2 separate regions of the Homo sapiens genome follow, and region 2 is linked to region 1. A link is a contact called in ENCODE Hi-C or POLR2A ChIA-PET data. All regions are on one chromosome and are shown on one strand. The core of a region is the stretch at or near the end of the contact, and the rest is flanking DNA. Distances in the headings are between cores, read along the strand shown. Region 1 overlaps PLXDC2 (plexin domain containing 2). Region 2 has its middle 20 kb from the start of MIR4675.

Region 1 (2,700 bases), core at 172-2,671:
TCTCCGCCTCCTGGGTTCAAGTGATTCTCCTGCCTCATCCTCCCAAGTATAGCCAGGATTATAGGGGTCTACCACCACACACGGCTAATTTTTGTATTTTTAGTAGAGGCGGGGTTTCACCATGCTGGCCAGGCTGGTCTGGAACTCCTCACCTCAGGTGATCCGCCCACCTCGGCCTCCCAAAGTGCTGGGATTACAGGCATGAGCTGCCGTGCCCAGCCTGCAGCTGAAGACTTTAGATCCCATGATCAAGGCTGTTGATCAACTCATTCCTCTTTAAAAACATAATGTTTCTGCAATAGGAGATAGCTTTTAGGAAAAAATGACAAAACTAATTGATAAGGACACATATTTTCTTTTCTTTTTTTTTTTTTTTGAGACGGAGTCTCGCTCTGTCGCCCAGGCCGGACTGCGGACTGCAGTGGCGCAATCTCGGCTCACTGCAAGCTCCGCTTCCCGGGTTCCCGCCATTCTCCTGCCTCAGCCTCCCGAGTAGCTGGGACTACAGGCGCCCGCCACCGCGCCCGGCTAATTTTTTTTTGTATTTTTAGTAGAGACGGGGTCTCACCTTGTTAGCCAGGATGGTCTCGATCTCCTGACCTCATGATCCACCCGCCTCGGCCTCCCAAAGTGCTGGGATTACAGGCGTGAGCCACCGCGCCCGGCCGGACACATATTTTCTACATACTCTGTGAGTATCTGATGCTTACAGTGAAGAAACCTGTCTGGAGCAAAATTATTATCTTTCATTATTAAGTTTTATTCAAATACATTCTCCCTGACAAGAGTTTATTTCTGAAGATCACACTGAAATGTGCAAATTCTCCTGATTATAATAATTCCAAACCTCTAGGCAGACATCCATGAACAACAACAACAAAAATTACCTTTGATATAAATGTTCTACACTACAATTATGTCTCAGTCCAAACTTACCCAACCTCAAGCTCCAAAACTTGTATCTGTTCTCTAAAGGAAAAAGAAACTCATATTTCATATTTTTAAAATTTTGCAGGTAGCCTCAAGTCATTGATTGATAAAATAATCAACCTGTCTTTTGTCCAACAATATGACAGATGTCCATTTTACAATAAATGTTCACTTGAATTAACCCCTCTATTATATCACTGTGCTCTAGGTTTATATGTAAACAGAAACTTTAGTGATTATGTCTCAACAGCAACACTCTCATAACAAACTCTACAAATGAGTAATATTTCAAAGTAAATTGTTTAACTCCAACAAAAGCAGGAAATAACAGAAAAATATTCAACCAGAGAAGAACAACTAAAATAAGTGTAAATTATATGATAAACATAAACTACTTCCCTCTAAAACAGAAAAGGGAATAATAGAGGAAATTAGCAGTTTATCTGCCCTCTGGTGGCAATGAAATCAACTGCAGCATTTACTAAAGTAACGCATAATAAAATGTCCCTGTTATGAAATCAGATGTTGTTCCTGTGCCAACATGTCTGTAATAAAGATCCTGATTGTTGCATGACAAACGTCAAGACTGCTGGACTTTTCCCCCCATACTGAATTTTTATATAGACTATTTTACAAATAAAGTTGTATACTTTTTTCTGTTTCACCTTGCTTTTTTTATATATTCAGTAAGCTAACCATTTAATTACAATATTTTTTTCATAAAACTACATGTAAATGATGTCCAGGAAAGAAGCTACTTCTGTTTATAAAAGTCTTCGAAAATTTGGCAAGGAATTTAAAACCATTCTTTTAAAAATCAATCCTATCAATATATGGGTTTCTAGAGTATATTTCCCATCAGAAATATTCAACTAGCTTAAAATACCAGTACACTGATGTTGAACATTTTAAGTATTTTATATTTCCCACAGCAAGGGCTTTTAATTATATGGCCAATCTTACTTTGGGATGAATTTCATCCTCAATTTCTGAACTTCTTGGCATAGCAAATGTGTGTGTATTGTGTGTGTGTGTGTGTGTGTGTGTGTGTGTGTATACATATATTCTTTTTTCAGTAACGTTACTGGAACAGGTTTATAAAAAGATAAACATTTGCTGGCATTTATTTTTTTTTCCTTTACTGCAAATGCATTATTTATTCCTAGTGCCAAAGAAGTTTTTAAATAAACAACTTGGGATGCACATTGGCACACACATCCTTTTAACCTCGTTTGTGGTGGAGTTAATTGTTTTTATTAAGCATCTATTCATACCGTGAATAAGTACATGAAAATTACTGTTGCAATTTTTAAATAACTGTGTCCTTTCCTGGAAGGCTAAAAGTGTTATTTTTTCGGACCAATGAAACGTATCAGAGAAATAAACAAAAGGCATAGTCTACTGTCATAAATCATACACAGTCAAGAACAACCTATGTCCATTAATGCAGAACAATTAAATGTGACAAAGACAAGTCAACACCCAAGAAATCTGCATTTTGTTCTCAGCTTTAAAAGTGTTGTCATCCTATTGCCTCCCTGCACATACACCCCAACACACACACCCCTTCAACCATAAATAAGAGCGCAGAGTCAGTATCTGTGCTTTATCTAGAACAGTTTACACCAGGGACAGGCGAAGTGTTGTGACTGTCTTCTAAGTCGCGGCTTGGTAAATTTCACTCAAGGGTTTCCTTCAAGATCTTCAAGATTCACCTTGCCTGGAATCCCCAGGTGTCCCCCAACCTTCCATCTGTGACTCTCTAGTTGA
Region 2 (2,700 bases), core at 53-2,552, 710 kb before region 1:
CCATGGTCATGTTCTGGTGAGGACCCTCTTTCTGGTGCTGACTGCCCAACTTCTTCTTGTGTCCCTAAATGGAGGAGAGAGAGCTCTGTGGGTTTCCTTTTATAATGGTATTGTATTAGTCTGTTTTCATGTTGCTGATAATGACATACCTGAGACTGGGGAATTTATACAGGAAAAAGGGTTAATGGACTTAAACAGTTCCACGTGGCTGGGGAAGCCTCACAATTAGAGGGTAAGGCAAGGAGGAGCAAGTCACCTCTTACATGGATGGCAGCAGACAAAGACAGGTTGTGCAGGGGAATTTCTCTTTCTAAAACCATCAGATCTTGTAAGACTTATTCACTATTACAAGAACAGCACAGGAAAGACTTGCCTCCTGGGAGAATTACCTCAATTAACTCCCACTGGGAGAATTCAAGATGAGATTTCGGTGGGGACACAGCCAAACCATATCAGGCACTAATCCTATTCATGGGGGTTCCACTCTCATGACCTAATCACTTTCTAAAGACTCTGCCTCCACTGGGAACAGTGGCTAAGGCCAGTAATCTCAGCACTTTGGGAAGCTGAGGTGAGCAGATGAGTTGAGGCCAGGAGTTCAAGACCAGCATGGCCAACATGGTGAAACCCTACCTCTATTAAAAATACGAAAATTAGCCAGGTGTCTTGGTGCATATCTGTAGTCCCAGCTACTTGGGAGGCTGAGACATGAGAATCACTTGAACCTGGAAGGTGGAGGTTGCAATAAGCCAAGATTGTGCCACTGCACTCCAGCCTGGCTGACACAGCAAGACTCTGTCTTAAAAATAAATAAATAAATAAATATAAAAATAAAGACTCTGCCTCCTAACATTGTCCCAGTAGGGATTAGATGTTAACCTATACATTGTGCGGAGACACAAACATTCAGTTCATAACAAGGAGTGTTAATGGAAAAACCCTGGCCACTACTATTTGTGTGGCATCAGAAAGGAGTGAAGTTCTTCTCAACTATATTAATATCTCTTGACCTCCAAATTGGAATATTTTGTATTGGTGGATCTGAAGCACGCCTTAAGAATCTAGATTACAGGAGAAGTGAGCCAAGATGGCCGAATAGGAACAGCTCCGGTCTACAGCTCCCAGCGTGAGCAATGCAGAAGACGGGTGATTTCTGCATTTCCATCTGAGGTACCGGGTTCATCTCACTAGGGAGTGCCAGACAGTGGGCGCAGGTCAGTGGGTGCAGCACACCATGCGCGAGCCGAAGCAGGGTGAGGCATTGCCTCACTCAGGAAGCGCAAGGGATCAGGGAGTTCCCTTTCCTAGTCAAACAAAGGGGTGGCAGACAGCACCTGGAAAATCGGGTCACGCCCACCTTAATACTGTGCTTTTCCGACAGGCTTAAAAAACGGCCCACCAGGAGATTATGTCCTGCACCTGGCTCGTAGGGTCCTACGCCCAAGGAGTCTCGCTGATTCCTAGCACAGCAGTCTGAGATCAAACCACAAGGCGGCAGCCAGGCTGGGGGAGGGGCACCCGCCATTGCCCAGGCTTGCTTAGGTAAACAAAGCAGTCTAGAAGCTGGAACTGGGTGGTGCCCAACACAGCTCAAGGAGGCCTGCCTGCCTCTGTAGGCTCCACCTCTGGGGGCAGGGCACAGACAAACAAAAAGACAGTAGTAACCTCTGCACACTTAAATGTCCCTCTCTGACAGCTTTGAAGAGAGCAGTGGTTCTCCCAGCATGCAGCTGGAGATCTGAGAACAGGCAGACTGCCTCCTCAAGTGGGTCCCTGACCCCTGACCCCAGGCAGCCTAACTGGGAGGCACCCCCCAGTAGCGGCAGACAGACACCTCACACGGCCGGGTACTCCTCTGAGACAAAACTTCCAGAGGAACGATCAGAGAGCAGCATTCGTGGTTCACGAAAATGCACTGTTCTGCAGCCACCGCTGCTGGTACCCAGGAAAACAGCGTCTGGAGTGGACCTCTAGCAAACTCCAACAGACCTGCAGCTGAGGGTCCTGTCTGTTAGAAGGAAAACTAACAAACAGAAAGGACATCCACACCAAAAACCCATCTGTACATCACCATCATCAAAGACCAAAAGTAGATAAAACCACAAAGATGGGAAAAAAAACAGAGCAGAAAAACTGGAAACTCTAAAAAGCAGAGCGCCTCTCCTCCTCCAAAGGAATGCAGTTCCTCACCAGCAATGGAACAAAGCTGGATGGAGAATGACTATGACGAGTTGAGAGAAGAAGGCTTCAGATGATCAAACTACTCCAAGCTACTGGAGGAAATTCAAACCAAAGGCAAAGAAGTTAAAAACTTTGAAAAAAATGTAGACGAATGTATAACTAGAATAACCAATACAGAGAAGTGCTTAAAGGAGCTGATGGAGCTGAAAGCCAGGGCTGGAGAACTGCATGAAGAATGCAGAAGCCTTAGGAGCTGATGCGATCAACTGGAAGAAAGGGAATCAGTGATGGAAGAGGAAATGAATGAAATGAAGTGAGAAGGGAAGTTTAGAGAAAAAAGAATAAAAAGAAATGAACAAAGCCTCCAAGAAATATGAGACTATGTAAAAAGACCAAATCTACGTCTGATTGGTGTACCTGAAAGTGACGGGGAGAATGGAACCAAGTTGGAAAACACTCTGCAGGATATTATCCAGGAGAACTTCCCCAATCTAGCAAGGAAGGCCAACATTCAGATTC

Evidence for each region. Hi-C counts contacts between places; a loop is a spot of excess contacts on that map. ChIA-PET counts read pairs that join two places held with the same protein, here RNA polymerase II (POLR2A). Pooled maps may share reads with other maps.
Region 2: a map of MCF 10A shows a loop between it and region 1 (32-fold over the local background). The contact joins two enhancer-like sites. A Hi-C loop is called at or near these places in 1 of 168 maps with a recorded cell type or tissue (MCF 10A) and 1 of 50 pooled maps. POLR2A ChIA-PET finds 5 or more read pairs at or near these places in 1 of 52 experiments (MCF 10A).

What each region holds. Positions count from the first base shown.
Region 1 is chr10:19,818,317-19,821,016 of GRCh38, reverse strand. The region is part of intron 1 of PLXDC2 (plexin domain containing 2); the gene reads right to left. Among named protein-coding and RNA genes, the nearest start is that of PLXDC2, 3.2 kb to the right of the region's middle. Within about 2 kb of position 1,421, at least 3 of the 41 ENCODE cell types and tissues checked have a DNase peak (open chromatin) inside an H3K27ac peak, as active enhancers do.
Region 2 is chr10:20,530,218-20,532,917 of GRCh38, reverse strand. No RefSeq gene overlaps it. Among named protein-coding and RNA genes, the nearest start is that of MIR4675, 20 kb to the left of the region's middle. Within about 2 kb of position 1,302, at least 2 of the 41 ENCODE cell types and tissues checked have a DNase peak (open chromatin) inside an H3K27ac peak, as active enhancers do.